Regions from separate parts of the Homo sapiens genome. Here all the other regions are linked to region 1. Evidence: chromatin loops called from intact Hi-C (ENCODE). Cell type or tissue: HepG2. All regions are shown on one strand.

The links. Peaks named below come from ENCODE experiments on the same cell type or tissue, not always from the same donor. Only the 100,000 strongest peaks of a DNase experiment are listed, where the experiment ranks them.
Region 2: a loop joins it to region 1, with 3 times the contacts of the local background. A loop is called at or near these places in 5 of 110 quality-filtered maps.
Region 3: it touches region 1 in a loop (5-fold over the local background); 3 of 110 quality-filtered maps call a loop at or near these places.

Annotation. Positions count from the first base shown.
Region 1 is chr10:112,564,342-112,566,841 of GRCh38, reverse strand. All of the region lies in intron 5 of VTI1A (vesicle transport through interaction with t-SNAREs 1A), which reads right to left. Among named protein-coding and RNA genes, the nearest start is that of MIR4295, 69 kb to the left of the region's middle. In HepG2, a CTCF peak has its summit at 1,186; DNase peaks (open chromatin) are centred at 1,181 and 2,291; H3K4me3 peaks cover 407 bases.
Region 2 is chr10:112,716,098-112,718,597 of GRCh38, reverse strand. The region is part of intron 7 of VTI1A (vesicle transport through interaction with t-SNAREs 1A); the gene reads right to left. Among named protein-coding and RNA genes, the nearest start is that of MIR4295, 83 kb to the right of the region's middle. In HepG2, no CTCF peak of the experiment used is centred here; a DNase peak (open chromatin) is centred at 1,427.
Region 3 is chr10:112,738,801-112,741,300 of GRCh38, reverse strand. The region is part of intron 7 of VTI1A (vesicle transport through interaction with t-SNAREs 1A); the gene reads right to left. Among named protein-coding and RNA genes, the nearest start is that of MIR4295, 110 kb to the right of the region's middle. In HepG2, no CTCF peak of the experiment used is centred here; DNase peaks (open chromatin) are centred at 1,140, 1,520 and 2,220.

The DNA.
Region 1 (2,500 bases):
TACTTTCTATAAACCCTTCCCTAAAGATTCACATATAGAGTGATGGAATATTCATGAAGCAGCATTTATGACCCGGAGCATGCAAGTTCTTACATGCTGGAAATCCAAGCAGAGTCCCATTCGCCAACAATACTAAAATACTTTCATAACGTTTGCTAAGGGGTAAATAGTCAATATCACTGCTTAAATTTTCAATCACAAGTTTCTCTACTATTATTATAGTAGAGAGAAATATCTCACTTTTCCCAATAAATCACTCTAATTATTAAACAGCAAAACAATAATTTACACAGAGTATTTTCGCAAAGAAATAGTCCCAGAGCAGTTTCTAGAATCTGCCGATCTGCAAGATGCAAGATCAAAGAAGGACGTTTAAATGTACAAGTCAAATTTTTTCATGTATTTGACAAAAGTATTTGATTATTCTTAAAATTTATTTTCCAACGTATAAAAGTTAAGAAGTGCTTATGTTTAAATGCAATGCAGTTGATGTTATTTTAAATCTATTATTTTAACATTTTATTGAATTAAAAGGTAAAAATGCAATAGAAATATCACTGTAAGTTTTTTATATGTTAGCTAGTCTCAATATGAATGGAAATAAAACATTAAAATGCAGTGTGTAATAATAATAACAAATCAGTTCTTACTTAGATTCATTGAAGTTTCATATCTTTCATTAGAAAAAAACATACTAATTTTGACTTCACAAATTTCTAATGCAGAATGCTAAATAGCTAGATTTTAATGTAAAGTTTCCAAGCACATATTTGTTAATTATATTTCACACTTTAAAGTTGTTTTAATGTTTATCTTTTAAATTATAATAAATTTTAAATAATCTTCAAAATATACCAAAATGACTTCACATGCTTAAGTTACAAATTATATTTTTCTATTAATACATTTAAATTTCTATTATACATTTACTAACATCTATGGGAAATAGTAAATAAAAACTTTTAAAAATGAGGTTTTGAAAGTATTACATTGAAAATTATTAGAAAATATCTTAAAAGATTTAAAAAGTGACGTATATCAAAATATGTTCTTTTTTGTTATATTAATTATAGTAACACACATTTTAAAAACTGATAGCCCGTCCTCTTGATTTCCATGTCCTCCACATTTCCATTTCCATGTACTACTGGCAGCACAAGAAACATTTCTTTAACTAGTGGCTCAATGGCGCAGCCTATGTGTAGAAAAGTATAATACAGCATGAGGAGCAAACTACAGCCAGTCGTGTAAGTTGTAAATAAGGGTTTAAAAATATAATATGGCTTTGAAAAATGATCAGAGGTATACAGGAAAGAATTTAGCTTCTATTGCATCATGACTTTCCCTGCTATTTGCAAAATGATTTAAAATAAACTGAAAGTAAATATAAATAAAATGTATAAATAAGTCTTTTAAAATTAATTTTAAATTGCCTTTGAATACAGAAAAAAATTTTCTGTTTCCTTCACTTTCATAAACCTAAAGAAGCATGGTGTTTTGTGGCCAACTATTTAATATTTTCAATATTTGTTACTGTCAGGTTAACATATGACATTGTGGTTGGTAATCTCTTTAAAATAGTTTTTCCCTGAAAAACAACAAATAAATACACTACAAATTTTAAATCAGAAAAATTATTCCAATTTAACAACTGTATTAGGCCAACTAAACAGAGGCCCACTGTTTTATGGTACAAGTGATAGGAAGGCTAAATAAAGCCTGTTCTGCTGCCTCATATATGAACTTGATAAATACATTCACTTCCATAAATCTCCTTCAATACTATGGGTCTCTGGTCAAATATAAGAGGGGGAGCTGTTTCATTTTACGGCAGCATAGGTGATCAGCTCCCACCACTTTTTTTAACATTAGCATTCAATGAGGTAAATATACATGTAAGTATATGTATATTTGAAATTTTAAGCTAGCCCATCTCCTAAAAAAGGAAAGAAAACAAAAATTATTGGCAAACACTCATTGCTACTACTAAAGTTTGAGCAAAAGTCAGTAAAACCATTTTTTTTAAGATCTGCAATGAAAGCCAGCATTCCATTGTACACAGTCAACTTTATTGTTATTTTTGTATCTCCTTTAAAAAGCCAGGAGCCATCATACAGGGAAATCTTTTTTATATACTCTCAACTTTTCTCTCCTCATGCAGAGTTGGCTGCTAATTCTAACAGAGAAAAGAACCATATTCAAAATTTGCACCCATTCCATTTCTCCATTATTTAAAAAAAGGGGGGTAACCCTGTAAATTTACTTAAGCTGTTTAAACAAGGAAGAAGTGCAAAAACTCAGGCTCTGTTGCAAAGCGAAATGTAATCAGAAAAACTGTTTCAGTGACACTACAACTTAACTGTTTTAACTTCACAATATGAGTGTTTTTTTTTTTTTAAAGAAGTACTTCAATCACACAGTAGAAGTCTGATCAATTTGACATTGACTATAGAAAACTAAACTCACAGTGAAGACAAGCACAATACACGGAAAATTATTT
Region 2 (2,500 bases), 150 kb before region 1:
AATCTTCCAATTCAGTGCTTATATATCCTATATTTTTGATAACAAATGTTTGAAGAACTCAACTTCTGTTTTCTACATATGTGTAAAAACAAGAATTAAAGTCTTCATTAAAGATAGCACACTTGAAGTAGTGCTTACTAAAAAATGTAAAATTTACATCATTTGTTTAAATCAGAAGATTTCTTACCACGAACATGCTAATGCTTCAGTTTGTAAAGTTCCTTGAGCCCAAAATCTGGGCCTTTCTTTCAGTTTCTCTTTTTTCACTCCCTGAAGCATTCAGTACTCCACTAAATGCCATTGACCAAACTTGTTATGAGAGTACCATCAATCTCCCAGGTGCAGAGCAAATAGAGATTTGAAATCATTCACTCCTGAGTCTCTAGTTTGCAGGGGTTAGATTCAAAGGGGCCTCTCCATGAAAGATCTGAGCAATATTTGGCTTTAACAATGGATGGAAGTGCAAATTCCTAGAAGATGGGGCAACAGGATACATCCTTATAAAATGTTGTCATCTTGATGGGGACAGTACACACTTGAGTGACTGACTCTCATTCAGACAACAGGAGTTTTGTGGTTTGTGTGTGTGCACTGAGGCCTTGGATTTTGCTGTGGGAAGGGAGCAAGGAAGGTTGTGGGCGACACCGTAATGAGTAAATTAATTTTTAGGTAACTTAAAGGATTATGTGAGTGGATGAAAATGTTCTTCGGGGATGTGACAGATTGTATTTTCCAAAACTGGTTGCAACAATATTTCCTGCCCCACTGGTCTTCGTCAACCTGCCACCCCTGCATCAAAGAGTGGGGTATGTGTCACATCCCATCCCCTTAAACCTCGGCAGGCCCTTGCGACTGTCTTGCTGAGTAGAATGAGGCACAGAATGTGGCACTGTGTGACTTATTAGATTGGGTAAGAAAAAGCCACACAGCTTCTGCCTCTTGCTTTTGTAGCTCTCACCTTAGGTGCCCTGGGCTGCCAAGTCTGAGGCTGCCATACCGTAAGATTGCCCAAACCAGCATATGCAGGGAGACCACATGGAAGGGCCTTTTGACTAATGACAGAAAGAGAAAGGTGCCCAGCCAGTCCCGAGCTACTCCAGGCTCCTGTCCCCCCTACATAGTTCCAGCTCTGATCTCTGTCTGAAGAAGGCTCATGAGAGACCCTGAGCCAGAACACCCAGCCAAGCAACCCCTGATTTTCCTAACCCGCCAAAATCCTGAGAGACTGCTGCTGAAGTCACTGCATTTCTAGGGTGGTTTGCTACTCAGCAACAGATAACCAGGAGAAGAGAAAAAGAGAACTGAATGGAGAGTCACATCATCAACAATAGAAAGGGCACATCATATTTGGAGCCAAGCCTTTCAGGCCATGACCTCTGGACATGTAAATAAATGTAATGGGCAAAGACGCCTTGTAAATCAACATGTAAGCTTCCAACTCAGTCATGACTCAGAGCTTCCAACTCTCAGCACTGAGCCAATGTCCCTTCGGTGGAATCTCTAGATTTTCCATACAGAGGAGCTTAGGGCAGCAGAGGTGCAACGGCACTTGTTACGAAGCTGCGTTTACATAGCAAGCACAGTCCTCTTACTCCAACTATGTTTGCTTGGGGTGGCCCTGGCAGCATTCATGGCAAGGGGCTCTTGGGGTGGTGGGGAACCTACAGCCCCTCTAAGGTACCACTGGCTCAAACCCTGGCTCCCGCCTTGTCTTTTTTCCTCAAGTAAAACGGAACAGTTTGTAGGGGTTGGGTATCCCTTATCCAATATGCTTGGGACCAGAAGTGTTTGAGTTTTTAATTTTTTTTGGATTTGGGAATATATGCAAAATAACACTCCAGTTGAATATCTCTAATCCAAAAATCAGAAATCCAAAGTGCTCCAGTGAGTATTCCTTTTGAGCATCATATTGGGGCTCAAAAACTTGGATTTTGGGGCATTTTGAATTTTGGATTTTCAGAGTAGGGATGGTCAATCTGTAGCTCCTGGGCACAACATATTGTTTTAAGGCCTCCATGTCCCTGTTCTCTCTTCATTGGCTAACACACACTTATTCTTCAAAGCTCAGGCCAGGTATCACCAACTCCAGGAACCCCAACTTAGCTAAGAACTCCTTGTGTACACATATGGGTATGTTATACTCAAATTTATAATAAAATTTGCTTAGTTATGTCTTCTCACTAGAGTATACATGTTGGGAGAGCGACATGGATTATTTATATTTTATCTTCACTACCTAAGGCCTGCCATGTCTCAACAGCATGTGTTCCATAAATGTTTGTAGAATAGAAATGAACATGCCAAGACATGTTGCCTTCAAAGGATGAACTGGTGACAGTGTCTCCATGCATTTCAAATATTCCTTGCTCTTCCCTGATCTCAACTGGAAATCTCTCTCTGTGCTGGAAACTCCCAGGAGAACACTTCGTCAGAAATTTTTTCATGGCCCTTTCCCTCACCTCGGATCCTCATCCTCCATGCCTTCTTCCTCAGATCCATC
Region 3 (2,500 bases), 170 kb before region 1:
CTATTTTTAGTAGGACGGGGTTCCACCATGTTGGCCAGGCTGGTCTTGAACTCCTGACCTCAAGTGATCTGACTGCCTCAGCTTCCCAAAGTGCTGGGACTACAGGCGTGAGCCACCGTGCCTGGCCCATTAATAGTCACTCTTAATTTCCCCTCTCCAGTGCTCTGTGACCACTAATAATCTACTTTTTGTCTCTATAGATTAGTTATTCCAGACATTCCATACAATGGATTCATAGACTATGTGGTCTCTTGTATCTGGCTTCTTTTACTGAGCATGTTTTCAGGTTTATCCATGTTGGATTAGTACTTCATTCCTGTTCATGGCTGAATAATAGACCACATTTTATTTATACACTCATCAGTTGCTGGACATTTGGGTTGCTTCTACTTTTTGACTATTATAAATAATGCTGTTATAAATATTCATGTATAAGTTTTTGTGTGGACATAGGTTTTCATGGGTCTTGGATACAGATACCTAGTAATGGAAATGCTGGATCATAGGGTAAACTCCATGTTTACCATTTTAAGTGATTGCCAAACTGTTTTCCAAAGTGGTGACCCCATTTTACATTCTCACCAGCAGCACATGAGCATTCCAATTTCTCCATATCCTTGTCAGCACTTGTTACTGTCTGTTTTATTTTAGCCATTCTAGTAGGTGGGAAGTAGTATCTCACTGTGGTTCAAATATCTTTTAAAGAAAATGTTCAAGGATGGGCATCGTGGCACACGCCTGTAATCCCAGCACTTTGGGAGGCCAAAGCAGGCAGATCACTTGAGGTCAGGAGTTCGAGACCACCCTGGCCAAGATGGTGAAACCCCTGTCTCTACTACAAAAATTAGCCATGTGTTGTGGGACGTGCCTGTGGTCCCAGCTACTCAGGAGGCTGAGGCAGGAGACTTGCTTGAACCTGGGAGGCGGAGGTTGCAGTGTGCCGAGATTGCACCACTGCACTCCAGCCTGGATGACAGCGCAAGACTCTGTCTCAAAAAGAAAGAAAGAAAGAAAGAAAGTGTTCACAGGGGGAATTCTGCATTGTTTTCCCATGGCCAGTATTTGTGAACACCAACTAATCAATGCTTACAGTATCCTGTACAGTACAAAGAATGGAAGAGAGTGCAGGAAACACAGATCAAGTCTACAAGATGATGGCTCGGAGGCTTGCAATGGTTGAGGTCTTATCTTTAATCTACAATGTTCTGAATTTCTAAACGTTTAAAAACAAAATGACGAAACCATTCACAAAGGGCATTCAAAGCTGCAAATTTTTGTGTTATTGTTTGGCATTTTCTTTGCATGATTTACTTTTAGAGAACAAACCCAGTCTTAATTGCAATGCATAATTTAAAAAAAATGATTAATTTTGCTTCTGAAGAGCCAATTGTAGCTACTGTTCTATTTGAGTAGCTGCCATGCTTATGTTTCCACTTTCTGGGGGCCTTGGCCCCAGCAACAAGAAAGATAATCCTCCTTTGTGGACATTCCCACAGTTAACTCCACACACATCTGGATGGCAGTTCAATAGTCCACTGTTATTCAAACAATCTGTAATCACACATACTATGTGTCAACCAACAAGCCAGGGTGTATGGCTTTTCAGTATTCCGTAGCATGCAGCACGCACAATTTACAAATAAAATAAAAATCTACAGCAGAGACAAGGGCACATTCTTTGCAGAGTAACTGAGTGAAAAGAATGTCTCTGTTGAAATACAAGACATCGCTTGTTATTTTGATGGTAAATGAAAAGAGGTTCGGAAAACCATATTTCATCTGTTAAGTCTCTTAACATGGAAGAGCACCATAGCTGTGGCATTGAAGAATCTGGGGCCATATGGTTTTTTAAGCTGGGCTTGAAGCAGAGATGTCCAAATAACCACCATTAGCATGTGGGACATGCAACTGACAAAATTCAACAGTATCTGTCTAAGGCATGATAGACTGGGGAAAATGGGGACCATGGACATCCTCACTGTGGGCAATTGTTTTTCTCATTACTTTGAGCTGGGAGGATATTGGGAGGGAGGAGTTGAGTTCAACCCCCCAAGTGGCTTGATTAACAATTTTGGAAACAAAGGGTTCGATAAGGCGGGAGGAAGTGAAGTTGAGCTTGTCCTGAGAAAACAGCACTGGGGACAGGCTCTCCACACACACAAGTATGACAAGGTGGCAGGAACAGCATGCCAATGTGCAAGCATCGTGAGACAGGGAGGTGTTGGGAAATGCAACCAGAGTGCAGCTGTGCAACATTCCACCTGCCTTGTCTGATTGGCAGCATGATGGCCTCTGACCCTGAGGGGCTGCATGCATCATTGGGAATCTGGAGTCCATTCAGAGCGAGTTCAGGCCGTGGAACGTGTTAAGCCCTCACTGCGGGATCATGCGGCTAGGTCACTGCTGAATTCCATAAGATTCAGGGACCAGATGATAAAGCATTTCTCTTCCATGAGGGCTTTCTCCTCAAGGCTTTCCCTACTGGCTTTCTGCCCACAAC